2 separate regions of the Homo sapiens genome follow, and region 2 is linked to region 1. Evidence: read pairs that join two places in POLR2A ChIA-PET (ENCODE). Cell type or tissue: HepG2. All regions are shown on one strand. Links, peaks and the distances in the headings refer to the core of each region. The heading gives the core; the rest is flanking DNA.

Region 1 (15,032 bases), core at 4,613-12,612:
CAGGGGCCTTATGAGAGGGAGGCGGGAGGGTCAGGCCCAGAGGGCCCACTTCGACTCCAGTGGGAGCAGAGGTGGGAGCGGTGCAAGCCAGTGAGTGCCATTGGCCTCAAGACAAGGCATGGATTCTCCCCTGAAGCCTCCAGAAGGAACTCCATACTGCCTGCACCTTGATTTTCCCCTCGTAAGACCCACTTTGGCTTTCTGACTTTCAGAACAGTAAGGTCATGAAAGTGTGTCATTTTCAGTTTGGTGTAATCTGTTACAGCAGCAATAGGAAACATCCCAGGGTTTGAACCCAGGCTTGGCCACTCCCTGGCTATATGCCCTGGGGCAGGTGACATAGTACTGAGCCTGGGTTTTCCCGTCTGAAAAGGGGGTGAGCAGAGACTTCTGTTAGGTGGGGGCTGTGTGTGGGGGTGAAGTCGATGGCACAGGTAAGGTGTGGGGCAGAGCCCTGACAGCTCACGCGCTAGACGCCACCATGGTTAGCATCGCCCTCTTACTTCCTCTCACTTCTCTCACTGTCACTGAAACCAACTCAGAGCAGGCTTTTGAATCTGCCCACTGCTGCCCAAGATAAAGACGAAACTTCCTACTTAGGATCCTACACAATCTGCCTTCCCTAATAATAATAACAGTAATGATTAAAACAATAATGTCCACTAGCACTGATGAAGCACTTGGCAAGAGCCAGATATTAACTACGTATTAAACTCATTTAGGCCAGGTGCAGTGGCTCACACTCATCCCAGTGCTTTAGGAGGCAAGGTGGGAGAATCGCTTGAGGCCAGGAGTTCAAGACCAGCCTGGGCAACATAGCAAGACCCCCAATCCCTACAAAAAATAAAAAATTTGCCATGTGTGGTGGCATGTACCTATAGTCCCAGCTACTCAGGAGGCAGAGATGGAAAGGATTGCTTGAGCCCTGGAGGTTGAGGCTGCAGTGAGCTGAGATATCACCACTGCACTCCAGCCTGGGTGACAGAGTGAGTGAGACCCAGACTCAAAAAAACACACACAAAAAATTATTTAGGCCAGATGCAGTGGCTCTTGCCTGTAATTCCAGCACCTTGGGAGGCTGAGGTAGAAAGATCGCCTAAGGCTAGGAGTTTGAGACCTGACTGGGCAACAGAGTGAGACCTCATCTCTCCAAAAAAATTAAAAATTAGCCAGGCATGGTGGTGTGCACCTGTAGTCCCAGCTATTCAGTGGGCTAAGGCAGGCAGATCGCTTGAGCTCAGGAGTTGGGAGGCTGCAGTGAGCTATGATCAAGCCACTGCACTCCAACCGGGGTGACAGAGTGAGACTCTGTTTCTAAAATAAATAAATAATAACTTCGAAAATTCACTTAATGCTCACGACAATCCTATCACTTGCCCTATTTTTCTGATAGGTAAACTGAGGCCCAAAAGATTAAGTCACTTGCCCAGGATCCCCTGGCAGGCTGGTAGCTAGCTGGGATTTGAACCCACGTGGTTGGGTCTTGGAGCCTGGATGCTAACCATGGGGCCGTGCTGCCTGTATATATGAGCAGACCAGGGAATAACACTCAGGGCCCCAGGGAGTGGCCAGAGACTCAGTGATCATGGCCTCCCCTCCATACACTGCCTGTCCTGGGTACAATCCTGGACCCGAGAGATCTGAGGGTCGTGGCTCCTCCTGGTACACAGTTTGTACCCACAAGTGTGTTTATTTTGCAAAACAGTTTCCAGCAGTGCCCACTCTCTGCCGGACACCTGGTTTCCAGAAAAAATGCAGACCCCTCCACTGTACTTAAGATGGTGGAGACAGGCCGGGTGTGGTGGCTCACGCCTGTAATCCCAGCACTTTGGGAGGCCGAGGCAGGCGGATCACCTGAGGTCACGAGTTCGAGATCAGCCTGGCCAACATGGCGAAACCCTGTCTCTACTAAAAATACAAAATTAGCCGGGCGTGGCAGTGGGCGCCTGTAATCCCAGCTACTCAGGAATCACTTGCACCTGGGAGGCGGAGGTTGCAGTGAGTTGAGATCGCGCCATTGCACTCCAGCCTGGGCGACAGAGCAAGACTCTGTCTCAAAACAACAACAACAACAATAAAAGATTGTGGAAACAGATGAGTGCCTAGGCTGTCACAGCCCAGTGAGGGACGGCAGGGGCCTGGGGGCAGGGGGAGGTCGGGGGAAGCTCCCTGAGGCAGGGCCATCTGAGGAGAAGCCCAAGGAAGCTGACGCTGGCATCCTTGAACAGCTGAGCTGAGTGCCGCAAGGAGGATCCGCCCAGGAAGGCCCCGGTGAGAGGAAGCCCGTGTGCTTGGAGAGGTGGATGTGGTCACAGGTGGCTGGAGTGCTGGAGAGAGTGGAAACGTCAAGAGGTCGGCCTGGGCTCGGCCACTTACTGTGTGACCTTGGGCAAACTTCACCGCTTTTCTGAGCCTCAGTGTCCGCATCTGTAAAATGGGAATAGGATAGCAGGGTACCTCCTGGGGTGGTTCTGAGGATGCGACGCGTCACTGCGTGTGAAGGTCAGCGCCTGGCATCGGGAAGGGCTGCATTGGTGTGAGTCGGTCTTGTTGCTGTGATTATGATGAATACGAAGCATCGCGTTGTCAGCCTGCACGCCACCTCCCCTTCCAATCAGCTCCTCAGATGCAGAAGCCGTGAAGCTCCCACAAGTTCATGGGGACAACCCGTGTGAGACCAGTGAGGACCCCCTGCCTGTGGGGAGGGATGTCTTCCCAAGAAGTTTCATGTCTGCCATCCCAGACCCGGGATCCAGGCCGGCGTCTACACTCCCTGGGGTTCCCAGCTTCAGGCAGCTTAGCCCTCTGCCCGGTGTTTGCTCTCCGTGTCCCTCCTGTCCTTTTGTGTATGACACGTGTCCTTCCCCCGCTCCCTTGAGCTCCTTCCTCATCTTCACCAATACGATTTGTCAGTCACTCTCAATGCCCAAGTTCCTCTTTTTCAAGCACGTTAACAATACGAATTGCTGAGAGTTTTTGAGCACTTGCTATGTGCCTGATACTTTCATTCATTTATTCATTCAGCAAGTAGCCTGAACACATCTTGTGTGCATTGGAGATCTTCAGAAATAACAGACAAAGGTCCTTGCACTCCCTGCTGGGCTTAACATCTTGCGGGTGGGGAGTGGAGACGATCATAAAGAAACCGGCAAAGTCTACAAACTATTCTTTGTACACATAAACTCCCTGAATCACAATAATAACCTTATGAAAGGTTTTCCCCTATTTTTCAGGTGAGAAAAACCAAGGCTCAGAGAGAAGGACTTGCCTAAAGTCACACAGCTATGAAATGTCCGAACTGGGATTCAAACCCACACCTGTCAGACTCCAGAGCCTGTGCTCCTTCTCTCCCCGGCAGCCTGTCTACTAAGATGTTGGCCCAGCTCCACATACAGTCATCTGCCTCGCCAGCAGCACATTTCAGAAGCTCCACAATGTCTGAGGTCGGGGGTGTCGGTGCCCAGGGGCACAGCTCACTCCCACAAGGCCCCGGGCAGGGTGAGCTCTGCCCTCCCTTCCAGCAGCCTCTGACCAGGAAGGCCAAGTACACGGTCAGTCTCTGGCCAGAGCCTGCGGGAACAGGACGTCCTGGTCCTCCTGCCCTGGTGGGGCCCAGCAAGCTATTTTTGGGCACGTTTATTGATGGGACACGGGTGCCCAGCTGGACTCCTGATTCAAGAGGAAGGCCCCAGGCTGGCCCAGGGTGGTTCTGCTTCTCCAGGCCCTTGGCTGCCTTGGGACAGCAACCATCTGCTACACCCCATGTCAAGGGTGTAGCCTGAGCTGGCTGGCTCCAGGAAGAGCAAGGGTCCCCACGAGTGTGGATAGATTTTGGGGGGGGGTCACACAGACTACAACTATTTCCCAAAATTCTGGAGCCTGATTAATTCATAGGCAGGCAGAACACAGAATGAGTATGACAACAGGTTTTGAGGTTAGACTTGAGTTCAAACCCCCGCTGTGTCCTCTGCTAGCAAATTTACCGTGGGCAAGCCAGGCCAACTCCTGGAAGCTCCGTTTCCCTGCCTGTGAAATAATAACAATCCTTACTCACGGGGAGGGAATGAAGCTTGAATTAGATAGCCCCCACAGCTCAAAGCCTGGCATACAGTAAGTACTCAATAATGAATAATAACTTTGCAAATAATGATTGACAGCTGACATTTATTGGGAGTTTAGCAGGTGTGAGGCAGTGGGCTAAATTATTGACATTTTAAAAAATCTCACTTCACCCCCCCCAACGATTCCTGGGGGAAGGTGAATGATGCACTTACAGGTGCCATTATCGTTCCCTTTTACAGATAAGAAAACAGTTCACAAAGAGGAATGATTTGCCCGATATCACCCAGCAGATGTGTGGCAGAAAAACCCGCTGGATGCGTGGCAGAAAAACCCGCCTTTGAACTCCGGCCCTAAGAGAGGACAGGGCCAGGCTGCAGAGCTGTGCCTCACGCCCTCCTTTCCCTCCCACAAGGACTGGTTACAAAGACCCCGTCAACACCTAAGTCCACGCCGTATCGTGCACCCCTCAGTCACCCCCTGTCCCAGAAGGTAACCTCCTGGGCCTTCCTGTTGATGGAAATTCAGACACCAACATCCCTGAATATTCCCTTGACCCTTCTTCCTGCCATTGGGGTTATTTTGTTTTCCTGGTTCATCGGCAAGAAATCTGCAAGAAACTGGCTGGGTTGGCAAAGGCTCTGGGCTAACTTGGAGGCCGCTATGCTGTGTATGCTGGGGTGGGTGCTGGGGGCCTGGCGGGCAGGGGAGGGCAGAGGCTCGCATGCCGGGGCACCTCAAGGCCCAAAGTCAATGCAGTGTTTCCTTGGTAAAGTGCCCTCCTGGCCTGCACCTGCTTACAATTCAACGCAGTGCCCTGAGGGTACATTGCAGCCTCCTTTGGCTGAAAGAAGCAGCCTTTTGTGATCTATCCTCTGCCTTTGTAGCCTTCTTTCCCACCACTGGATCCCCTCCAAAAAGAACGTGCTTTGCCCTGCTTCCAGGCCTTTGGCCCTGCTGTGCCCTCCTCCTGGACCACCTTTCCTCCATGGTTCTCTTACCACGTGCTTCTTCTCCTGGTACTTCAGGACTCCTACACTGTGAGGCCCTCCCAGAATCCCCCCAGCCCCCTACTTGGGGTTGCCACTGCGACAGAGGGACATTGCTTCCAGAACTACGTTGTACTCTAGACTACAAAGCCCAGCTGGTGAGCTGACACCTCCATGTAGGTTTCACGCAGGCCCCTAACTTCACAAAGCGGAATACTCCATTTATTTCCCTCCTGAAACCCCAGCCCTGCCCACCTGTCTTCCCAGCTCAGGAAACAGTGCTGCCCTGTTCAGACCAGGTCCTGGTGGCCCCTTGGTTCCTGTTTCCCTCACCCCACACATCCCAAATCTTGCTGACTTGACTGCCAAATACATCCCAAATCCATGCCCTTGTTGCCACTTTCACAGCTACCACCGAGGTGCAGGCTTGCCACTGTCCTTGCCCACCTGAACCGTGGCAGTGAGCTCCTCCTCCCTGGTCTCCTGGCTTCCAGCTTTGCTCCACTCAATCCACACAGTCAGAGGAAATATTTCAAAAGACAAACCAGCTGGGCGCAGTGGCTCACGCCTAATACCAGCACTTTGGGAGGCCGAGGCGGGTGGATCACCTGAGGTCAGGAGTTCGAGACCAGCCTGGCCAACATGGCGAAACCCCGTCTCTACTAAAAATACAAATAATTAGCCAGGCTTTGTGGCTTGTGCCTATAATCCCAGCTACTCGGGAGGCTAAGGGAGGAGAATCGCTTGAACCCTGAGGCGAAGGTTGCAGTGAGCTGAGACGGCGCCATTGCAGTCCAGCCTGGGCCACAAGACTGAGGCTCCATCTCAAAAAAAAAAAAAAGAAAGAAAGAAAAAAGAAAAAAAAATCTGGTTTACTGCTAAATGTTTAATGACACCTTCTCAACAAGGGGGAGCCCTGATTTTTACATGTATCCATTTCGGTGGTGTAAATAGTCCCACCATGGTCCATTTGGAGCTACCAGTGTGACTTACTGAGCATGGCATTGGGAAGAACTTGTTGTACTATTTCCACCGTGGGATATGGCATATGATATGATACAACACAACAGACGTCAATCACTTCAACAACACAGAGAACAGTGAAATGGTGAGAAAGTGGTGATCTGTGAGCAGTTGTTACCTTTGTTTTTGTTGTAACTTATTTAACTGGAAGTTCGTGCAATTTAATTCTTAGCGATGGCTGTGTGTGACAACTAGCTTGCAGAATTCGTGAGCCAGTAGGAGGTGGTGCCAGCAACCCCACTGGTTGAAAGCGACACGAGGGCAAGGATGTTTCCACATTGTTCCCGGCCGTTTCCTGGGGCCTGGAACAGTAGAAGGAGCTCAGGGTAGGTGTTCAGGCCGCATTTGTTGACTATTTTATAGTGCACCTGTTTGCATCAGAGAGCACAAACTGTTTGCCTCAACTTGACTTCATGGGCTGAGTCCAGCCCACAAGCAGGTGTCATTTGGCTCTCAGAATGTTTTGGACATTTTTACAAAATTTATTGCCAACGTTTAAAAGTCAAGGGTTTTGTTTTTTTTTTTTATGAAATCTCACATAAACCTAGATGTGTAGCTTCTCCTGGAAAATCAGAAGCTCTGGACCCGACTCCCTTATGACAACAGAGGCTGGAGCGGAGGGGCGCGCAGCCAGCCCCTTCAGACTGGGCATGGGCTCGCCAGTTTCCGCAGGCCCCACCCCTACCCGCAGTCTCACACCACGCCCACTTCATTCGTTCACGTAACCTGCTGGGCCTGCGGATATTTAAGTTGCAACTGCCATCTTCGCCTCCATCTTAGCACTTGTCACAGTGTGGGCCCGTCACAGTGTCCCTGCCAGACAGTGAGCACCTTGGGGACAGGCTCTGTGAGGGAGCCCCCCGGGGTCCCCACTCCTGGTACATAGTAGGTCCACAGGTTCTGGAACTAGATGAAATGTTTGTTGTCCAGTGAATGCCAGCCCCCACCCAGCTATCCGAATTGGGGCACGCACTAAACTCAAGCCCCGACCGGAATGTGACAAAGAGGTTGGCCGAGGCCAGGGTTTAAAAATACCCCAGGGCTGGTCAGCTGCGAGGTGCTTGGAGGTGTTGAAACAACCAGGCCAACGCTGGCTGGAGGCCAGTGCACCCACTTTGCTCTGTGTGATGTGGGCTAATGGGAGGGGTCACTAGCAGGTCCTGGCGTGCGGGGGTGGGGAGTGGGAGGAGTAGGTGCAGCCCCCTCCCCCACAGCCCTGCTTGGGAAAGGTCAGAGATGTTTATAAACAGCATGGGGTGACATGACATAATTTCACATAAAGGGTTACCAGGCAGGGCATGGACACAGGGCGGCCTCCTCTGATGTTTCCACGCCGCGGTCTCCTGGCATCAAGAAAGCCGGGATGCTGCTAGCACTGTGGTCTCCCCACGGCCTTCAGAACCATGGCCCAGCCCGCTGGAGCCAGGCTTAAAAATAACGCTCCCAGCACAGTCTCCTGGGGGACAGCCAGCATGGGGGCTGGACAGGGAAGGAACAAGCTCTGCTGGAGCGCCCACTGGATGCCAGGCACGTCAGAGGCATGAGCTCATGGAGCTGCACACAGGCCTTGGGAGGGAGGGACTGTCATCCAGATGGGGAAACTGAGGCTCAGGAGTGGTGCCACTGGCTCAGTGTTTCCCAGCAAGTGGCAATGCTGCCATGCCAATCCATGAGACAAGAGTGACAAGAAGGCAGGCTCTGTGTCACGCCGCTGTTCCCGAGTCCCTGGCACAGCGTTTGGCCTTAGCAAGCCTCAGGAGGCAGCTCCCATGGAACTTGTCCAGGATCGAAACCCGCTCTCCCACCACAGCTTGTCTCCGTCAAGGGCAGCCCATCCTTCCAGATGCTCAGGGCGGATACCAGGGCATCATCCTCAACTCCTCTTTTTCTCTCACCCCCACACCTGGTGCTTGCTGCTCCATCCAAACACAGCCGCCCCTCCCTGCCCTGGCCCAGCCCCACCTCTCTCACCTGACCCCTGCAGGAGCCTCCTTCCTGGTCTCCTGCTTCCACCCTCACCCTAACAGTCTTGCCTCCATCAGTGTCCAAGGTAACACACTAGACTCGTATCATCCATCACCTGAATGTATTAGGATGCAACAGTGAATAGAACACACATGTCCCCGTCAGCGTGGAGCTGACATTACGGAATGGGGGAGGAAGGGGGCATCAGCCTTCACAGGTAAATTAAATAGATCATGTTTCCAATGGCAGTGAGTACTAAGGAGAAAAATAAGCCGGGGAAGGAGGAGGGGAACATCAGAGAGGAATAAATCTAAATAGGGAGTGGGGGTGCAGGGCAGGAAAGGTCTCACTGAGCAAATATTTGAGTACGGCTTGAAAGAGATGAGGGATTGGGCAATGGGGATTTCCAGAGGAAGGGCATTCTTGGTAGAGGAAACAGCAAGTGCAAAGGCCCGAGGCCGGACCGTGCCTGGCATGAGCGAGGATGGCAGAGAAGAGGCCAGTGTGGCTGCAGCAGAATGAGTGAGGGGCAGCGTGGGAGGAAGTGAGTTCAGAGGGGTGAAGGGCAGCGCCCATAGAACCTTGCACGTCGAAGGAAAGACTTAGCTTTCCTCTGGGGTAGGTGAGAGCCATGGAGGGTTCTGAACAGAAGAGGGCACAGTCTGACTTCGTTTCTGAAAGAATCTCTCCAGCTGGGTGTAGAGGATGGGCTGTCAGGAGCCAGGGGGAAGGGGACAGTCAGGGTGACTGCAGTGGTTCATGCAGAAGAGAATGGTGAATGGGCCCAAGGGGTGGCTGTGGAGGTGAAGAGGCGGGGAGAACGGATCTTGGACTCCTGATCTGTTCTAAGGTGGAGCTGCTGGGGCATATGCTGCTGGACTAGATGCGATCAATAGAAATCAAGAAGCCAAGGATGTTTGGGTTTCTGCTAACACAGGAACAGAAAACCAAACACTGCATGTTCTCACTTATAAGTGGGAGCTGAACGATGAGAACACATGGACACAGGGAGGGGAACAACACTGGGGCCTGTTGTGGGGGTGGGGAGGGAGAGCATCATGATAAATAGCGAATGCTTGCCGAGCTTAATAGCTAGGGGATGGGTTGATGGGTGCAGCAAACCGCGATGGCACATGTTCACCTATGTGACAAACCTGCACGGCCTGCATATGTACCCCGGAACTTAAAATCTAAAAATAAAAGCCAAGGATGGCTCCAAGGTTCCAGATAGAGCAGCCGGAAGGATGGAGCTTCTGCCTTACAGAGATGACCAAGCACCAAGCTGGGCTCTGGGAAGGATGGGAGTGAGGCGGCGGCCCTTCCCCGGGGGGCACCGGATCCTGTGTGAAGGTCATCCTCAATACAGTGGGCTTTGCTTTATGAAATTCCCTGCTGATTCACATCAGGATTCTTCTCCAGCTCCTCCTTCCCATCCCTGTCCCTGAGTCCCTTGTAAATTTTGCAGGAGCCACCAGGTCCCTCCTCCCCTCGATTCCTGAAGAGCAACAAACGCTTCTATAGCACTCATGTGCCTGGCAGGATCCTAGCCCTTTACTTAAACTTTGTGAACTCATCTGATCATCACAGCAGTTCCAGGAGCTGGGGACTCTTATTACACTTATTTCATAAATGGAGAAAAAAGGCCCAGAGAGGTTAAGTCACTTGTCCAGGATCACACAGCTCCAAGTGGTAGAGGCAGGATATGATCCCAGGCAGTCAGGCCTAGGCCTCATGCTGTTAACCACTACACTTACTATCTCACCCTTGGCTATGAGGAGTCAAACTGGGCTTGAGAGATTGGGTGAGGGGAGAGGGCTTCAGCCACCCCTTCCACATAAAAGAAACAGTTGCCGTTTTCTGAGTACCTCTCCTGTGCCTAGTTCTATACCCAGGCTTCCTCTATTCTGCATATCAACAGAAGGGGTATCACAAGGATTGTACCCATTCTACAGATAAGAAAACCAAGGCTCAGAGAGGGGAAAAGCCATGTCCACAGTTACAGCCAGGACTGAGAATGTGGAACTCTGGGACTCCAGACCCCATTCTGTCCCCTCCTCCACACTGCCTGTGCTTGTCACCCGCTTCCTGCCTTGGTGGTGAGGGGGGTGCTCAGGGGTCAATGGCCGCACTGCATTTTCTTCTTGCTGGAAGCAGAAGGAGGACAGGAGAAGTGACACATTGCACAGCTGCACGGATTCCCGCTCTCAGGGCTCGTAGATTTTGTCTGGCACAATCAACATGTCTGAGGCCAGCTCTGGGCCAGGTGCTGGAGAGACCGAGATAGGAACACAGAGTGGAGGGTGAGAAAGATGGAGGCCCTAGGTGGCTTTGATGAGATAGACAGTGGTGGGGTTGTTACAGAAGTTCAGAGAAGCCGCTCAGAGGAGCAGGTGCACATGAACCTTGTGTCCTGGCAGCTTCTTCACTTCTCTGGATCTCAGTTTCCATCTCTGTGACACGGGGTGGTCATACCTGCCACCCCATCTCACAGAGCTGGTCAGGACTAAAGGTGAGCGCCAAGGGGGCATGCACTATCTCCACCTTGCCCTCTGCTGTCTTCCAGGACAGAAAGAGCACAGGCCCCAGCTTGTTGTAGGCATTCTGGGGACCTGGCACACAGGAGGTGCTCAGGGCCTGCTGGACGTATGGAAATAAAGAAATAAACTTCTTTGGGACTTATTTTCTTCCCCCATAAAGTGAATTATTTCCATGCACCCATGCACTTTACAAAGACATAGACCCTCTCAACCACCTGGCAAGGCGAGTACTAAGATCATCTTTGCTTAACAGGTAAGAAAAACGGACACCTAGAGAAGCTACGAGATTTCACCAAGGTCCTAGAGCTAAGAAGGGATGGAGCTAGCATTTGAATTTCACTCCCTCTGCCTCCTCAGCATTCACAGAACTAATTGCAGAACTAAACTAATAACAGCTTGTGTTTTGTGGAGCATTTATTACATGCCATGCGTTATTCCAGACACTTCACATATATTAACTAATATTAGTATCTACCTCAAATGTGTGGGAGAGATGATATTTCCTTCCCATTTTACCCATAAAGAAAGAGGTTAAGGGGCAGGAGCAGTGGCTTAGGCTTGTAGTCCCAGCACTTTGGGAGGCCAGGTGTTCGAGACCAGCCTGGGGAACATAGCAAGACCCCCATCTCTACAAAAAACAAAAAATTAGCTGGGTGTGCTGGATCATACCTATAGTCCCAGCTGCTTGGGACGCTGAAGTGGGAGGATTGCTTGAGCCCAGGAGGTCAAGGCTGCAGTGAGCTGTGATTGTGCCACTGCATTCCAGCCTTGTCTCAAAGTAAAATTTAAAAAAAAGAAAGAGGTTGGCCAGGTGCGGTGGCTCATGCCTATAATCCCAGTACTTTGGGAGGCCAAGGCAGGTGGATCACCTGAGATCAGGAGTTCAAGACCAGCCTGACCAACCAACATGGCAAAATCCTGTCTCTACTAAAAATACAAAAATTAGCTGGGCATGGTGGCAGGCTTCTGTAGTCCCAGCTACTCGGGAGGCTGAGGCAGGAGAATCACTTGAACCCGGGAGGCGGAGGTTGCAGTGAGCTGAGATTGTGCCACTGCACTCTAGCATGGGCGACAGAGCAAGACTCAGTCTCAAAAAAGAAAAAAAAAAAGTAAATAAATAAATAAATAAATGAAAAAGAAAAAAGAAAGAGGTTAAGTAACTTGTGCAAAGTCACAAGTAATTTGCAAAGCCAGGATTCAAACTCAGGCAGTCTGGCTCCAGAGTCCATGGTCTTAAATCACAACACCCTGCAGGAGAGGGTTGGCAATGTCATCCCAGGCACAGAGTCTGGCACACGGGGAGCACTTATTGGATTGTGAAAACCTAGCAAACCACGAACAGACAAGCAGGGCTTTCCTATTCTGAACCACACTGAGGTCTCCCTTAAGAATTCACTTATTTCCATTTCTTCCTGTGAGTCCCACTTGACAGAGAAGAAGCTGCCCACAGACCATTTTCCCCCTTCTTCCCCCTCCCTCTAGGAAAATTCTGGGCAGCATCCACCAGGTCACAGCTGCCAGCCAGAGGACTGGCTAGAGCAGAGTTTGGCCAGGTTATCGGGTTTCGTGGTCAGCCACCTTCGCCCCTGACCAGAGCTGTCTTTCCAAAACAGAACATTCAGTCACTGCCTGTCCCTGCGCCCAGCTGTCCTTGTGCCCCGACCTTGCTCTCTGCCCACCGGCCCAGGGTTTTTCCTCGTATTCTTGTCTCTTACTGATATCTTGCAAAGATGACCGGAGCAGAGGAAAGAAAGTCAGGGAGCAGCCTGAGAGAAACGATGAGGAGACAGAGACAGAGAAAGAAGAGACAGAGAAAGAGGTGACAGATGGACAGAGGAGAAAGAGGAGACAAGAAAGACAGAGAAAGAGGAGACAGAGGCGACAGACGGACAGAGAAAGACAGAGAAAGAAGAGACAGAAAGACAGAGAAAGAGGAGACAGAGATGGAGAGACAGAGCTGGAGAGAAAGACAGAGACAGGAGGGCCCTGCAGGTGCCATCTGCCCTCCAAAGCTGTCTCGAGGGCAGGGTTTGTAACCTTGCATCTCCACCCAATGCATCTTGACCTCCCAAGGCTGCAGCATCTTCTCCCAACAGCCCCCATCCTGCCACCAGCCCAGCAGGTCCTAAGAGACCTCGTTTTCCTTCCCCCCTCACCTCCATGCACAATCCCTCACCTAACTAACTCCTCCTTATCTCCCTTCCTCCAGGAAGCCCTCCTTGCCCCCACAGCCCCTCTATGTACCCTGATTACACCTCCCTCATACTTTGTGGTTCATTGATAGGTTCGCCTCCTCCACTGGAATGGCAGCTCCTCGAGGGCAGGGTCTGGATCGGTCTGGCTCGCCCTGCATCCCTGCACTCAGCCCAGTGCCTGACTCATAGTAGGTGCTCAATAAATGTTGGTTGAAGGAAGGATTAAGCCAGCTGCTATGTGTCAGCTCCTTGGAGAATCCTTCCCTGGTATGGCTTACAACTGTTTGGACTTCATCGTGTGATTATTTGATTTAGGGTCTGCGTGGCCTCTGGTCCGAAGAAGGCAGGATCTGAGTCTGCTGCATTCACCCTTGTCTTCCCAGCACCTGGAACAGTGCCTGGCACAGAGTAGGTGCTTCAGTATTGGTTGAATGAATGAATGGATGCATGAGCAAATGAATTAACCATTAGCCCTCTGGAGGTTTTGAATCATATTTTTTAACCCATTTGAAGCAGTTCAAATGTTCCCCATTGCCTTTCAAATCAGACCCCAAGTCCTGTCAAGACCTAGGAGGCTCTGCAAGATCTGGCCCCTGCCACGTCTCCAGCCTCTGCCCTTCTCCCGCCACCCCTACAGGCACCGATGTCTCTAGGGTGCCCGGCGTGGTAGCAGTTCTCATCCCCCTCCACACCCCACCATAAGTCATGTCAACAGAGCTGGGTTGGTTTATTTGTTTTTTTCTATGAACAAGACTGCCTAGAAAAATGGAGCACTTTTGCACAAACAACCTCAATGTCACCCATGGACCTTGGTCACTGTGGGACAGTCTCCAAGGTTTGGCCGGCCAGCTTCCCAGGGCACTGACCTGAGAAAGGGTTTGCGCCCTGGTCGCTCCGTCCATCTCCCACCCGACCCTCTAAAGGGCTGGCTGGCTGGGTGGGAGGGGTGTCCTTGGAGCCCCTGAGTCTGACCTTCATGTTCTGCAGGAAGCCAGGGGAGGGGACCCAATGGAGTGGACCCCACCACATCCTTTAGGCTCAGACCAGGCCTTACACCCTCCAGAAAGCTGCCTTGGCCACTTTCCTGGCATCTCTGGACTCCTGTTCTCACCCTAATTGCATCTCATATCATGCTTGGCTGAAATTCTCTACTGGACAGTTTCTTCCACTGGACTGTGCTCCAAGTGCTTAAGGCCAAGTCTTTTCTATCTTGGTGTCCCCAGAGCCCAGATCTGGCCTATGAGGGTCATCAGCAAACATGCAGTGAATGAACAAAGGATTATTGAACAAGCGCTTCCTGCCTTAGTGCATGCTGACCTCTGTCTTTCTTACTAGGATGGGGTCCCAAGGACCTTGTCTCTTTTATCTTTGCTCCTCAGTGTCTAACACTGCTTGACACATCAGTGGCACCATGAAACATGTGTGGAATAAACAAACAAGGCCTTCCTACCATCCATCATATCTGCCTCTCCTCCTGGACTGGGAGCACTATGAGGTCAAGGACCAAGCCTTATTTATTTCTAGCTCCTCTGAGTCTAGCACTGGACCTGGTACAAAAGAGATGCTTGGTAGGTACTTACTGGATGGATGGATGGATGGATGGATGGATGGATGGATGGATGGATGGAGTTGAAACTGATGGATCAATGGAGGAATGAATGGAAGGTTGGACAGAGTAAATGAATAGAATGGGCGGATGGAAGTGCAGGTGGGTGGATGGATGGCAGATGGGTGAATGAAAGGCTGGATAGATAAATACTACAGTCCAGGTCGTGAACGTGGGAAATATTGCTTTCTACCCCCCCCACACAAAAGCCACCATTTTAGAAGAGCTAAAATCATTTTAGAACAGCTAAAATGAGGCCAGAGAATGACTCAGCTAGAGTTTCTATGAGAGATATTTAAAAGAAAAAAAAATGTGAGAAAGACGGGTCTCGGAGGCTCTGAACTTCTTAAGCAAAACCCTGTAAGTTGGCCGTGCTCTCTTGCAGCGTTTATGTGATATTTTATGGAGGGCCTGCCATATTTAGTGCCCTTGGGTTTGGTCTGGAAGTTGAACGAAATTTCAGATGTGGACCCTGACCCCAGGTTGCTCAGAGTCAGATATATGCCCATTCATCCTCAATGCGTCTTCTTGTCGGGGTGTCCAAAGAACAAAGGTTTGGGAAACAAACACAGATTTGTATCCTGACTTCTTTTCTGTGTGACCTCAAGCAAGTATCTTGGCTTCTCTGAACCCTGGTTTGCTCATCCTGCTTTGCAGG
Region 2 (15,032 bases), core at 3,372-11,371, 94 kb before region 1:
TTATAGGGAATTTCCAGTTCATGCCCCATCAGGCTGGGCAGGAACACAGTGGGATTACTCAGGCGGTTTCCAGGTACCAGCCTCAACCTCGAAGGTTCAGTGTGGCTCAGATGCCTCTAGGTCTTCATCGCTGGCTAGAAACCCAACTAGCCAGGGTGAGAAAGTGGCGGTGAGTTACATCCTGAGACAAAGCCTGCAACCAAAGTCGAGTCTAAGCATGCGCTTCCTGCATCAATCTTTGCTGAGATGACCTTATTGCCCATTTCCCAGACAGAAAAACTGAGGCTGGGAGTTGTGGCATTGGCTAAGGCCACACAGGGGTCACTGCGCAGTAGGGACAGCTTAAAAGCCAAGGCCATTTTGGAGTGACTCCTTCAACAAGGGCCACATTCTTTTGATAAATACTTATTGGGCACCTACTGTGTGCCACACACTATGCTCAGCTCTGCAGGTTAAAAAAAAAAATGGAGGCCGGTCACGGTGGCTGACGCCGGTAATCCCAGCACTTTGGGAGGCCGAGGAGGGCAGATCACGAGGTCAGGAGATCGAGACCATCCTGGCCAACATGGTGAAACCCCGTCTCTACTAAAATACAAAAAATTAACTGGGCATAGTGGCACGCACCTGTAGTTCCAGATACTTGGGAGGCTGAGGCAGGAGAATCTCTTGACCCCGGGAGGCGGAGGTTGCAGTGAGCCGAGATCGCACCACTGCACTCCAGCCTGCTGACAGAGCAAGACTCCGTCTGAAGAAAAAAAACGTGGAGTCTTTGGGCATATATTGTGCATTGCATCTTATCTACAGATGAACACAATTTTTGAGGTCAGAGATGTTTTGTGGAACTTTGTTTTCTTCTTTGTGGAAACAAGAAGTTTGGACCAGACTAGCATTTCCCAAATCTATTTTATCATTTATCCATTTTGAGGACACAGATCTGAGGGACACAGAGTCTCTGGGGGTACTAATAGGAGTGACAAGGGGGAAAGTGTTCCATTAGCCATTGGGTTTGGGAATTCCTGGGTGAACATTTGCCACAGGTGTTCTCAGTCTTGGATGCTCCAAAGAGCTCAATGAGCATCTAGGTGGTTAGGTCCTGTGAGTTACCCTCTGGGATATCTAAGGGAGTTTGTTCACTGTTTTTCTGACTTCATGAGTCCTGTTTGGATGCTGCTTCCTCCAAGGAGCCTTCTCTGAATCCCTAGAAGGACCTGAGTCCCCTTCTGTGAAGGCACCTGCCTGGAGCTCCCTTTGACTTCTGAATATTTTCCATCTTGGGTTGTAGCTGTCTGTTTCCATCACTTGATTGTGAGCTTCTCAAGGGCAGGGCCAGCCGTGATTCACTTCTTGGTTCTGGTATAGAGAACAGAATGGGTGGATGGAGCATTTAATGGGTGAAAAGATGAGTGATGACTTGATGGATGGGTGGATAGTCAAATGGATAATTTAATGGCTGGGTACATGTGTGGAGATAAGGGAACTGTTTATGAATGGATAAAATGGATGAAGAAATAGATCAATGAAAGAATAGATGAATCAATGAATGAGATAATTAACAATTGAATTAATGGATGAGTGAACACATGAATGAAGAAATTAGTGGATAAATGGAGAGATGGATGATGGATGGTTGAATAAATAAACAAGTGCTGGATTTTAAATTGTGTGATGGATGGAGCGGGTGATTTCATTGTTGAATACTGTGAATTACTGATGGATGAATGAATAGATAAATATATAATTAAATGAATGAATTAATACATAAAGTGATGGATGACTTAATAGATGGCTAGATGAATAAACAGATAAAGGGATAAATGGGTAGATGGATTGGTGATTCCATGAGTGAATGGGTGGGTGTATGGATGGGCAAATGGTTGGATGGATAGATGAAAGAGTGGGTGGATGGATGAGTGAGTGGACAGAAGAATGGGTAAATGGATAGATGAATGGATGGGTGGGTGGGTGGATAGGAGAATGGATAGGTAGATAAATGAATGGATTGGTGGGTAGGAGGGTGGATAATAGAATAGATGGATGGGTAGGATGGATGGATGGATGGATGGATAGGAGAATGGATAGGTAGAAAAATGAATGGATTGGTGGGTGGGAGGGTGGATAATAGAATAGATGGATGGGTAGGTGGATAGATGGATGGGTAGGTGGATAGATGGATGGATGAGTGGGTGGACGGATAGGCGAATGGATGGGTAGATAAATGAATAGATTGGTGGGTAGGAGGGTGGATAAGAGAATAGATGGATGGATAGGTGGATGGATGGATGGAAAGATGGATGGATGGTTAGATTGATTGGTGGATGAATAGATGAATGGGTGGATGAGTGGATGGGGAAATAGGATGGAGGAGTACATGGATGGTGGATGAGAGAATGAATGGATGGATAGGTAAGTTGGATGGATATACAGGTGAATGCATGCTATGTCATAAGATCGGAACTGAGGTCAGGAGGCAGGAAAATTCCTGTGTTCCTCCCTGATGCAGCAGTATCAAGTTTTTGAAGTTTGAAAGCTTAGTGAAAACTTTGAGTCAAATCTCCAGAAAATTGCATATAGACACAAAATGTTAGCAACTTTATGGGAGTGGTGGTCATGGAGCCTAAGAGCCACCTACAGACCCAAGGTGAGGAATCCCAGTGCAGTCTTATGTATTATTTTTACTCTCTGAGCCCTGATCTTGGAGAGGAACCCAGGCCCAGTGGAGGGAAGGCAGCTGAGATGGGGACAGGTAGTTTCCTAAAGGAGAAGACACTTATGTATTCATTCATTCATTGCACAACATTGCTGTGACCTTTCTGGATGCCTGGGAGAAGATAAAGGTGCCTCTCATAAGTGGCAAGTGTTTGGAGCTTGAAGTCAGACAGATTGCATTTTTAATCTCATCTCTGATATGTACTGGCTGGGTGACCTTGGGAAACTTACTTCACCTCTATAGACCTTCTCTTCTTCATGTATAAATAGGGACAGCAATAATGCCTACCCTATTGGGTTGTGAATATGTCAACAGGTATGTAAAACATGTAGCCCAGTGCTCAGTGCATAGTAAATGCTCAATAAATGTCAGTTCTTCTTTTTCTTCTTGCATGACTACTGTTGTCTTGCACTGGGCCTATGCAAGATGCTGCTGAGCCCGAGATATCCAAGGCATCATCCTGGCCTTTTGAAGTGTCCGCAGTCCATCAGGGAACACAGACAAGTAAGCAGAGGTTTCCATTCGCACAGGGTGTTGGGGCTGAGATAGGGAATCCTAAGACCTCATGTTCAGGGTCATCTGATCCTCAGCATCCATTCCTATTAATATCTCTTTCTAGCAAGAGGCTGCAGAGACTGGAAGGCTACACGCCGCATTCCCCAGCCTTCTTTGCAGCAGGGGCTCTGAACGCTCTGCAGGTCCCGCCAGGCAGATGCCTTCCTGTGAGAGTCAGGAAGTGGGGGCCGCCTTGTTTTTTCCTGGGCTCTCTTTCTGCTGGTGAGCATGGTCATGGGATGGATTTTCTTGCAGCAACCTTGGCGTCCGGTTACCACTCTTGGGGAGTCTAGAGGTAGGGGTGGTGGTGGTGGCTTCCTCATCTCCAGATGGCTGGATGGTGCTGTGATACGTTCTCAAAGTCTACAGCTCCTCTGTGGCCTCCTGATTCCCCACCATCCTGAGTGGCTGGCAGCTCTCCTGAAGGTCCAGTTCTGCTGTGTGGTGCTGGTGCCTCTCCAGCCCTTCTAGCAATGTTGTGAGTGTTCAATTCCCTGTGTTGGATCCTTTCTGCTTAAAATGCCTGGAAGGAATGCTGTCTCTAAAATCCAAAACAAACACAAAATTTGGAAGGGTTTCTGGTTGCCATAACTGTAGTTTGACTCACACATGGTGGGAGGCGGGGAGCACTGTAGGACCTCAGCAGGTACCTAAACCAGACTTAGGGGGTCAGAGAAGGTTTACGAAGCTCATGACATGTAAACTGAATCCTGAAGGGCATATATGGAGTAGTCAGACAAAGAGTTGAGTGGGAAGAACACACCAGGCAGAAGGAATAGCCCGTGCACGGCTGGGCACAGTGGCTCACACCTGTAATCCCAGCACTTTGGGAGGCCGAGGCGGGCAGATCACCTGAGGTCACGAGTTTGAGATCAGCCTGGCCAACATGGTGAAACCCCATCTCTACTAAAAATAAAAAAATTAGCTGGGCTGTGGTGGTGCATGCCTGTACTCCCAGCTATTCGAGAGGTTGAGGCAGGAGAATCTCTTGAACCCGGGAGGTGGAGGTTGCAGTTAGCCAAGATCGTGCCATTGCACTCCAGCCTGGGCAACAGAGTGAGACCCAATCTCAAAAAAAAAAAAAAAAAAAAAAGGAACAGCCTATGCAAAGGTTCAGAGATCAGAAAAGACATCGTGGAGAAGTGGGTAGTTCGGGCTGGCTGGAACATACAAATTGTAAGGGAGAGGTCAGAGGCTTTAAGGCTGGCCAAGGTGCTACACTTCCTTTGAAAATAATGGGGAGCTTCTGATAGTAAACAGCAGAAAATAGTAGGTGTCTTTCAGGCTCCTGCAGGAGGCTGAATTTGAGGGAGAGGAAGTATCGTTGCAGGGAAAGTAGCGAGGTGGCAAGGAATTGCAGCCACCTGAGTGAGAGGTGATGAGATTGACCTGGCATGGCAGCCTCAGAGGAGGGGAGGGTGGATGGATTTGAGGGAGGTTGAGGACGAGACTCCCAGGCTTTGGTGACCAATTGGGTTGGAGGCATGGCGGCGGGAGGCTTTATGGATGATGCTCATGTTTCTGGCTTTGGACGCTGAACAGTTGTGCAGCCTTCCAAAAGAAGGGAGACAGGCAGAGGGACAGTTTGGGGGAAGTTGCTGAACTTGCTTTGGGCATACTGATTTGGAGGATGCCTGGGGGCCATCCAGGAGGAGGCATCGGGGAAGTGTACAGACATGTGGTCAGAGGCTGAGACAACAGATTGGATATGGACAACCACCCACGACTTTGGAGAAAATGAGTGAAATATTCATTCAACAAATAGCACAGGGGAGCCTGAGACACACTATCTGTTCATGTCTGAATACCTGGCAGTGGGCCAAGGGCCTGGCTGCTTGTTCAATAAGCCAGGAGGAAGCGCTGGAGCAAGACTTGGAGGGTGGGCTGGGTTCTACCAGGAAGAGACAGGATGAGGGCCCAGTGGTCAAGTGCGTGAGGCCTGGGTTTAAGTCCAGCTCCTCTGTGTGTTGATTGCAGGGGCCTGGGCCAGATGTTTTCCCTCCCTGAGCCTGTTTCATCTGAAAATTGGTTATAAGGGACATGGTGAAGCTTCAAAGTTGTGCTTGTGGAAGCAGGTAGCTTGGAGCATGGAGCGGACTTTTGGGGGACAACTTGGGACACAGAGAGTCACCCACTTCCTGGTGTGGCAGAGCCACGGGGGATGGGGAGAGAGAAATTAGGATCCGCCTGAAAAACATCCACAGCTGTGTCCCATGTGAGAAAGGAGACCTCGGCTCCCGCCCAGGCTCCCTTTCACCCCCCAGCCTGCTGGAGCTGGCGGGCGGGGGAATCATCTCCATGGAGTGGAGGAGGGGACCAGATGACAGAAAACTTCTCCACGTCCCTTGGAGCTGCTGGAGCTGGGTCCTGGCCACCGTCCCAACCCATAGCTCCTGACTCGGGGTCAGGCTGAGATTTGCTCCTTCTCTGCCTGCTCCATTCAGCTGCAGCGAACAGAGGCTGCAAACTGGAGGCCTCAGGGGCCCAATCTGGCGCCCAAGCCTGTGGGGCTTTCCTCAGCCCACATAGAATTTTTAAATGAATGAAGCCAATATTTAAGAATCTGTGGGTACTACATAAAAACCTGTGTTTTGATTCCCTCTGGAAAATCAGGGCACGGAGCATCCGATCATATTGGGCCCTGTTCTCTAGGGACCACCATCAACCGGAGCTGAGAGGTGACTGTCTTCAGACAAGGCATGTGCCCCAGTCCCCACCACTCCCTCTTGTCTCTCTGATGCTGAGGCCAAGGAATAGTAGCTATTTATCATCTTACCCCAGCCCACTCTGCTCATTTTAAATTCCTGCCTGGTCCCTGGTGACACAGTTTTCAACCCCAGAGCCAGTCTCTTTTTCCTCTAAAACCACCCAGACTTTGGCCCTGGTTCTAGGCCTGAATTGGCTTCCCAAGAACCCCAGTCTCTGAGCTCCTCAGGGTCATGGTTTACCTTTCCTTCTGCCCCACAAGGCCCAGCACCACCCCCGGGGGACGATGACGGGCTGAGACTTGGCTGGTGTTGGGGGGCCGGCTGGGCCTGTGGGAGGCAGACCCACATGTGCTCTGAGATGTGTCAGCTGGGCCTGGTCACACTCTCTGCGGCTCATCCCTGAGGCATGTGGAACCAGGCGCTGTGCTCGTGGCCCAGCCAGGGTGGTAGGCGGGGCCAGGCCCGGGACATGGTGTATGTCAAGGCCACGCACAACAGGCCTGATGTTCCAGCCGCAAACACATTGGTTGGAAAGAGGAAAGGAGGAGGGAGAGGCAGAGCCGCTTTAAAGACAGTACCCAAAATACAGAGGCAGAAAGAGCCGAACTCACACTGTAAGTTGCTGTGTGACCTTGGGCACGTCACCTCACCTCTCTGAGCCTCTAGCTTAAGATAGAACTAAGGACAGACCCCAGCTTGCAGCCTCGTGGGCATATGCAGTGGTACAGTGGCTGATGTGGGGCCTAATGCCTAGAAGGGCAGCCTGGAATGGAGGCAAAAATCACAGACTTTGGGGCCAGATGAGGTTGCCACTTGTGAGCTGGGTGACCCTGGGCAGGTCGCTTCTCCATCTGCATCCCCAGGGAAGGTCCTCACCAAGTTATTCTGCCAAAAAAAGAATCCATTCACCGAACAAATATTTATTGGGCAATTCCTGTGGGTCAGGCGCTGGGGACATGGCAGGACATAGGACGGTCAAAGGTCTCTGCCCCCGTGGAGTTCACACTTGTGGAGAGAGCAGGCAATACACAAGATAAATAAGTTGCATATTGCATTTGAGAAGATCCATGCTAGGGAGAGAAATGAAGCAGGAAAAGGAGATGGGATTTCAATGGGCGGGGCAGGAACAGCCTGGTGAGCAGGTGACAGCTGACAACGATCTGTAGGAGGTGAGGGAGGGAGCCGCGGGGAGGGGAGAGTGTTCCAGGCAGTGGGAACGGTGCACAGGCCCTGAGTGGGGGCTGTGGCTGTTGTGTTTGGGGTGTAGCAAAGAGGCCAGTGTGTGGAACAGGGTGAGCGAGGGAGAGAGACTAGGAGGACGTGAGGGCCAAGAGGCCGTGGGGGGCGGATCCTGCAGGGCCACGTGGGCTGTTAAAGGACTTTGGCTTTTTCTCTGCAGGACATGGGAGTCATGGAGGGTTCTGAGCATAGAAGGGACGTGGTCTGACTTCAGTTTTCATGGATCCCTCTGGCTGCAGTGGAGAATGGGCTGGAGGGGCCAGGGCCAGGACAGAGGCAGGGGGGATAGTGGGGAGGTGATGGCAATAGTCCACCCTCTGTTTAGTGATCCTGGTCCTTCCCCGCTCTAAAGCCTTCCTGACTTCCCATCGCCTCTGGACAAAGCTCAAACTCCTTAGCGTGACATTCAAGGCCCGCTTACCTGACTCTAGCTGCTCCCTGCCCCGGCTCCTCACTCTCCACAGCATCCCAACCAGATATCCTTCCTTCCCTGCTCCACATGCGGTCCACCTTTGCCCGTGCTGTTTCCTCTGCCAGGAATGCCCTTCCTGTCCCCCTTTGTGACCCAGTTCATGTAAGGCTGAGTCCCACAAGCTAGGAGATAGAAAAGGAAGGAATAGAGGAAAGGCTGTTCCTGGGGAGGGTCAGGGAGGGCCAGGTTTCGGCTCCCCTCTTCTTCCTGGAATTCATCCTCCATGGCCTCCGCAGCTGAGGGCAGGCTCAGGAGCTGGGAGTGGGGCTGTAGCCCACACGACCATGCTGTGTGACCTTGGGCAAGTCACCCACCCTCTCTGGGCCTTGGCTTTTCTGCTCTGTAAAATGGGGAGGATCCTGGAGCTCCTCATGGTGGTTCTGTGCACCCAAGGGCTGTGGCAACTGTGGGAATAATGGCATCCTGGGGAAGACATAACTGCACTTCCTTGCCCAGCCACGACAGGCCAGCTCAGGGTGGCCCTGAGCTGATGCTAGGGGTAGCTTGCAGGAGGGGTGCCCTCTGAAGCCCTGAGCATCTCCAGTTCAGTCACCCCTGAGTGACCTGAGCACCTACAGTGTGTCCAGCCCCAGCACTGTGCTTGAGCACGGACAGAGGCCAGACAGCCTGGTTTCAAATCCCAGCTCTGTCACTTCCTAGCTGTGTGATCTGGGCAAGTAATGTAACCCAGCTGGGCCTTGGTTTCTCACCTGTGACATGGGGACAGTAAGAGTGCTCTCCTCCTGGGAAGCTCAAAGAAGCCAGTGTGCTCCTATAAATACCATGCTCAGTGCGTGGAGGAAGCAGCTTATCAAGGCCAACTAGCATTTTTTTTATTATTATTATTATTATTATTATTATCACCACTGTCATTTCCTGGCTTTGTGGCCTCAGGCATCACTTGCTTCACTGTGCCTCAGTTTTCTCCTCTGTGAGATGGGGTAATAGTCCCACCTTCGAAGAGTTGCCATGAGGACTGAGCCTGACGCATGTAAATGAGCCTGGAGCAGAGTAGGTACTCTGTGATTTTTGTTTGTTTGTTTGTTTGAGATAGGGTCTCGCTCTGTTGCCCAGGCTGGAGTGTGGTGGCAAGATCTTGGCTCACTGCAACCTCTGCCTCCCAGGTTCAAGCGATTCTCCCACCTCAGCCTCCCAGGTAGCTGGGACTACAGGCGTGCGCCACCATGGGCGGCTAATTTTTGTATTTGTAGTGGAGACGGGGTTTCACCATGTTGGCCAGGCTGGTCTTAAAACTCCTGACCTCAAGTGATCTGCCCGCCTCGGCCTCCCAAAGTGCTGGGATTACAGGCGTGAGCCACCGCGCCTGGCCTCAGTCTGTAATTTCTTAAGAAAAACATTTCAAATGCAGAATTTATTTTATTCACTACCATAAGTCATCACTGATATATGAATAGTCCCTATGAAATCCTTTGTTATTCCTCTAGTCAGACAAATGCTCGTTTGGTTTAATCTGACTTAACAAATTAACGAGATGAGGAAGAAAATTCCAGGCCTTGGGACATTCACTGAAGCCCAACCAGGCACCAAGAGACACATGTCCTTCTAGTCCTTCTAATGAAGAGTGGAGGAAGATCAACACGATCCTTATTTACACTTCAAGTCATTATGACTCTGCAGCTGGGTGACCTTGGGCAAGTCCCTTCCCTTCTCAGACCCTGAGTCTCTTCTTTCCTAAAATAAGTGTGATAGCTTCCTACCTGCCCTGTCTAGCTCACAGGATTATGGTCTGGCTCCAAGACATCACGGCTATCATTTATTAAGTCCCTCCTGTATGCAAAGTCCCTCTTCCTGACCACCCTGCCTCCTTCCAGGAGGGAACTGGATGCTGCTTGTTTTCAGGACAGGACAGTGAGGCTGGGGAGGTGGCGGAGGATGCTGCCCAGGGAGAGGAGGAAGTAGGGGGCTGGGGCTGGCTGGGCTGACGCAGCTGTGATGTCAGACACCCGCCACAGGCAGCCGGCCCAGTGCTAACTGTGCGCTCTCTGCTGGTCTGGCCTGGCGCCTGCCCCCTCCTCCCCCCGCCACCCCCCTTAACCCCTTCCCGGCCTCCTCTTCCCAGACGGCCATCCCCCAGGCCCAGCCTTGCCCACAAGATTCCCAGATTTCACAACTGGGGCTGGCGCTGAATCATGTACAGTAAGTCCGGGGAGAGAAACTCCCGGCTGCCTGGCGTCCCCGGGACAGGACAGCTGCCAAGCCTGCCCTCCCTCCCAGGGGCCCACCGGCAGCCAGGGATCATCCCCTCTGGGCCCCTGACCAGCTAGGGGGTGATGGGCGAGACACACAACCTCCCTTGGCTGTGCCAGGGATCAAGGGACCGTGTGGTTTCCAGGGAACCTTCAGGCTCTGGAGGGATAGGGGCAGGCCAGGGTGGTGGGAGAGGGGTCGAAGTGGCCTTGTATTCAACCACGGCCTGCCACCAAATCACTGGTGACCTGGAGCAGTCCCTAACTGTAACTCTAAGTTACGGTTTCCTTATCTGGAAAGTGGGGATAATCACAGCCCTGACCTCACAGGTGGCTGGAAGGACTCTGAGAAGATCTGTGTACAGTGCTTACCGCAGGAAGCGCCCAATAAATATTATTATTATTGTTGTGACGTCGAGCTGGTCATGACACGCTTTAAGACCCTGGAGAAATCATCCAGTTCTTTGGAGGACGTCTCCCCTGAAACACCCACCCCTCCCGCTGTGATACAAATTACATCTTATCTTTTCAAAACTTCTTCAGTACATCAGCAAACATTTATTGAGCACCACTGTGTTCCGTGCCTGCTACCAGGTCCTGGAGATACAGCAGTGGACAAAACAGAAAGACATTTAAAAGCCCTCTGTTCTCGTGGAGCCTGTATTCTAGCTGAGGAGAATCAGACATTTGAGGTCATTTCAGTAAGTGAGCAGGGCTCCAAAGGAAATAAAGCAGAAGGTGCGATGGAGAGAGCCTGGGAGGTCCCCTCTGATGGGGTGACATTTGAACAGAAGCCCCAACAAAGAGGAGAAGCCCACGTGCAAAGGCAGGGGGTGGGAAACGGTGCTCCAGGCAGAGGGAACCGCAGGTGCTAAGGCCAGGCTGTGGGATCCTCTTGTTGAAGGCTCAGCAAGGGCAGTGTGGCTGGAGCAGAGGGAGTGAGTGAGGGGCAGAGGGGTGGGAGGTGAGCTTAGTGGGGCCCCCACCCTGGAGCAGCTCTCCTAATGCCAGGCTCTTCCTGAAAGTGGCCACCTGGTGCCTGACTTCTACCTGTAGGGGCAGCCACCTGACAAGGGCCCAGCTTCTTCCCATCCGGGGTCCCAAGGCCCCGGAGCTGCCTGCTCACAGTAGAAAGCCTCATTCCCAGGAACCCCACGGAGGGCCAGGCTCCCCGCCCCTGCCCTTTGCTCAGGCTGCCGCTGGGACTCCCCTGCCCCTCCCGGAGGATGTGACCCTCCCTGCCTCTCAGCCGCTCAGAGTGTGGGCATCTGCATCTCGGAGTCTCAGTGTGCCCACCTGTGAGATGGGCACCATGTTGCCTCAGGGAGGGAGTAAAAGGAGGAAGGGAGCTCTGGCCTTAGTATCTGTCCCCTGAACCCTGGAAGAAGGAAAACATCGGGGCTCACTGGGGACCAGGCTGTGCGTTCATAGCTGGACGGAGAGCTCAGGCGTGTGTATGTGCGTGTGTGCATGTGTGTGCATCTGCGTGTGTGTGCATGTGTGTGTGTGCACGTATGGGGTGGGGGAGACGGGGGTGGCATCAAGACCCAGGAGCCACAAGAGTGAGGAAGAGGGAAGGGGTGGGCTTCCAGGGACAGGGGGCAGTCAGAGCCTGGTTCTGGCGCCCAAGTGGGGATTGGGGCAGGGGGAATAAGAGGCCTGCCCTCCCTCCTGGGGGCCCAGCGGCAGCCAGGGATGATTTCCTGGGATGTTTTAAAAATCATTTATTTCTAGAAAAGTCTTTCATCATTTCCCTTCAGGTCACGGAGGCTGAGATGGCTGACGGGGTAGGTGGCTGTGGCCTGATGTGTCACTTTTGGCCTCAAACTGAGGCAATGGGGACGAAGTGGCTGCGAGGCGCAGTATCTGGCATATGTGTGAGAAACAACCACAGTGCCCTGGGGAGGGGCCACGTCCTCACCCCGCACCGCCAGGGTCTCAGCGTGTCTCCCAAAGGTCATGTGGGCCTTTAAGAGGTGGTTGGGTCCTGAGAGCTCTGCCCTTATGAATGGATTAGTATCATTATTGCAGGAGTGGCTTCATGATGGAGAGAGTGGATTTGTCATGAAAGTGAGTTCGGCCATTCCTTGCTGTCTCACGTGCCACCTCTTGCCATGGGATGCCCTCGCCATGGGATGACAGCAAGAAGGCCCTTGCTTGAGTGAGCCCCTCCATCTTCGGCTCTCCGGCCTCCAGGACTGTTAGAAATACATCTCTGTTCTTTGTAAATTACCCAGGCTGTAGTACTCTGTTATAGCAACACAAAACAGACTAAGACACTACTATGTAGATGAAGAAACAGGCCCAAGAGGTGAGGAGTGTTGTCCAGGTCTTCTGGCCAGAGGAGCGGCAGAGATGGGATTTCAACCCTGGGACTGTGTGGCTTGTGACCACTCCTAGCTTCAGCCCTGCCCGGTGCTGAGGGGTTTGGGGCCAGAACGATGGCCAGATGTTTGGGCACACTGGGCCCTACCCACCTGGAAAGAGGCTGGCCTGGGGTTGAATGAGAACCAGAAGTGACTCAGGCTAGGACCCCTCTGCACCCTCCCTCAGGCCGTGGGTAATTACCTGCCCAGGTTAATAGCGCCCACTTCCCGCCACCTTTCATCAAGGCTCCTGGAGCTGCCAGGCAGTAATTAACCCTCACAGCACCCTTCTGAAGTCAGCACTGGAGGCAGACGTGTGATGAAACACGTTTATTACAGGTAGGTAAACTGAGGCAGAACCCATTGCAGCCTGGGAGCCTAGCCTGTTGTTCCCCTGTGACTCAGCAGCTCAATCAATCTCTGCTTTCTTCCCACAGGAAGCACCAGTTAGCCCAGATGCTTCTCATCTTTGGAGTTGAGCTGCAGGCTGGAGACCTGGAAGGCCCTCGCAGCGCCTGCTCCCATCCTCTCACCTCACGAAAGCGCAGGAATGTGGGTTTGGAGCCAATGAAAAGTACTGGAATCTGGCTCTGCTCTGTGACCCTGGACAAGTCACTGCCCCTCTCTGGGCTTCAGTTTCCTCCTTGGTAACACAGAATGATTATACCTACCCCTTGGGTTTGTTGACCTGAATCTACCCCTCAGTCATTGCCTTTCCTTCTTGCTGCAGCCACACTGGCCCCTTGACAGTTCCTTGAACACAACAAGCCCTTTCCCACCTCAGGGCCTTTGCATGTGCAGTGCCAGATGCCTGGAATGTCCTTCCTTCCAATCTCCCCATGGCCGGCTCATTCTCATCTTTCTTGGCTCAAATGTTACCTCCCCAACCTAGACAGCACCGCTGCCACCTCTTCACCCCGTCTTACTCTTCTTCAAGCACTTCTGGAGGTATCTTGCTATTTATCTTGTTTATATCTTTTTCAGCTCCATGAGGGCAGGGGATTTTGTCTGTTTCATTCACAATGTGTTCCCAGAGCTCAGCACAGTGTCAGGCACACACTAGGTGAGTAAGAAACAATTGCTTCCTCTACCTCTTCCCCTGCTAGCCCCAAGTTCAGCTAACTGGCTGTGTGACCCTGGGGATTGCTTTTCACCTCTCTGGTCCCTTATTCTCCCTTGTGGACAAAGGATGGCCTGGGCATGAGTTTCTTCAAGGACTCGGGTAGCAGTGAAATCCCTGGGACCCTAGCCTCAGTACCTCCCCAGGCAATGGGGTAGAGAGCAAGAAGGCAGGTGAGCAAGGACCAGCCTCCGCCACGCAGACACCCTCTTTCCGGCTTCTCTGTCCTCCTACTTTGCCCTGGGTTTGTGGACTTACTCTGGGCAGATCTCCACGACCAACCACCCCCTCCCTTGGCATGTCTGTCAGCACCCTTGGGGGAAAGAATTTGGAAAGGGGAGGGAGAAAAAGAAAGCAGGGTGCGAGGGGCTGGTTCCCACACCTGTGTAAATAATTTGTCATCTTAAAATGCTCAAGTATGCTCACCTTTAATGCCTGGTTCTTGGGCTTATTTTCCTTGGCAAGGCCCCCACGGGAGTGGAATTTCGGCCAAAGGGAGCCCAGTTGTCATCTTCTAAACATGTTCCCAGGCCGGGGGCCGGGGAGGGCTCTGGCTGATGCTCCACTTCCGTCCCCAGAAGTGCTGGAACGTTCCTGGGATCTAGGGAGCTGACTCCAGTCCTGGAAGCTGTCCCAGAATTCTGGAATGTTGGAATTCAAACGGCCTCCTGCCCATTTTCCGGAGGAGGAACATAAGACCCAGAGAGGGGAAGGGGTTGGCCTGAGGTCATACAATGTGCAGAGACGAGCTAGAGTTTGCTGGGAGAAGGTGCGGGTGTGTGGACAAGTCAGCATCTATCTCCCATTTTCAGGTAACAGCACCTCGACTTCCTACTGAAGAACCCCCTCTTCCCTTTTCTCAGTCCATGAGGCTGGGGGTGCCCAGAGGCCTCTGTCTCCAGGGGTGGACATGTGACCGGGTCTTGCTCTAGTGATTGGTCCAGGGATGGGCACATGACTGAGCCTGCCCAATGAAACTTGATCTTGGGACTTCAGGGTTGGCCATGATTTGTGAAGGAGATGCCATTTTCCATTGGATGGACAGTGAGCAAGTGAACGCTTAGAGAAGAAGAGGACAAAACAAGGGAAAAGCCTGCCTGACAGGAAGCAGCACAGAGCTGGACAGGCTTTGAACTCCTGGATCCCACTGTACCTGAAATTAGGCACCTTCAACTTTCTAGTTATGTGAGCCACTGTCTTTCCCATTTTTGGCTGAAAACAGTTGGGACTGGCTTTCTGTCCCTTGCATACAGAAGGTGCTGACTGACCCCTGCCCCATGGAAGAAGATACTCCAGGCAGAGGAAATAGTGTGTATAGACACCCCTAAGCGAATGCCAAGCGGGGCACTCATGTACCAAGAAGAAGGAGGAGGAGGCACCTGGGAGCTGAGCTTAAGAGTTAGTCGGGTGGTCAAGGTGGGAGAAGGGGGTATCTTTAGCAGAGGGAACAACCATTGCAAAAGCTTGGAGGGGTGACTAGTTAGTGAAGATCAACTGTGTGCTGAGCTCGTGTTGGGTGGCAAGGGACACAGACGAAAAGGGCACGGTGGAACCCAGCTACTTCTCACCTGCTCCAGCGCAGTGCAGGCTTGTCTGCTTTTGGAGCCGAGCCTGGACACCTCCGTGTCCTTCCCCCGGCAGAGTGCTGCCAGCACGCT

What was found. Peaks named below come from ENCODE experiments on the same cell type or tissue, not always from the same donor. Only the 100,000 strongest peaks of a DNase experiment are listed, where the experiment ranks them.
Region 2: POLR2A ChIA-PET joins it to region 1 with 78 read pairs; 4 of 35 experiments call an interaction of 5 or more read pairs at or near these places.

Annotation. Positions count from the first base shown.
Region 1 is chr20:50,391,903-50,406,934 of GRCh38, forward strand. No RefSeq gene overlaps it. Among named protein-coding and RNA genes, the nearest start is that of LINC01271, 78 kb to the left of the region's middle. In HepG2, for the core only: a CTCF peak has its summit at 8,701 (motif pointing right); DNase peaks (open chromatin) are centred at 7,319 and 8,319; H3K4me3 peaks cover 1,156 bases.
Region 2 is chr20:50,299,114-50,314,145 of GRCh38, forward strand. It overlaps LINC01270 (long intergenic non-protein coding RNA 1270), which reads left to right. Exons shown (of 5, transcript NR_034124.1): 3 at 12,692-12,901; 4 at 13,239-13,317; 5 at 14,187-15,032. LINC01271 (long intergenic non-protein coding RNA 1271) reads right to left here. Exons shown (of 3, transcript NR_109950.1): 2 at 13,801-15,032; 3 at 11,598-12,136. Among named protein-coding and RNA genes, the nearest start is that of LINC01270, 14 kb to the left of the region's middle. RefSeq lists enhancers at 5,867-6,642, 9,421-9,932, 9,933-10,443 and a silencer at 6,939-7,233. In HepG2, for the core only: CTCF peaks have their summits at 6,948, 9,694 (motif pointing left) and 10,921; DNase peaks (open chromatin) are centred at 5,098, 6,438, 6,968, 9,808 and 3 weaker places; H3K4me3 peaks cover 2,352 bases.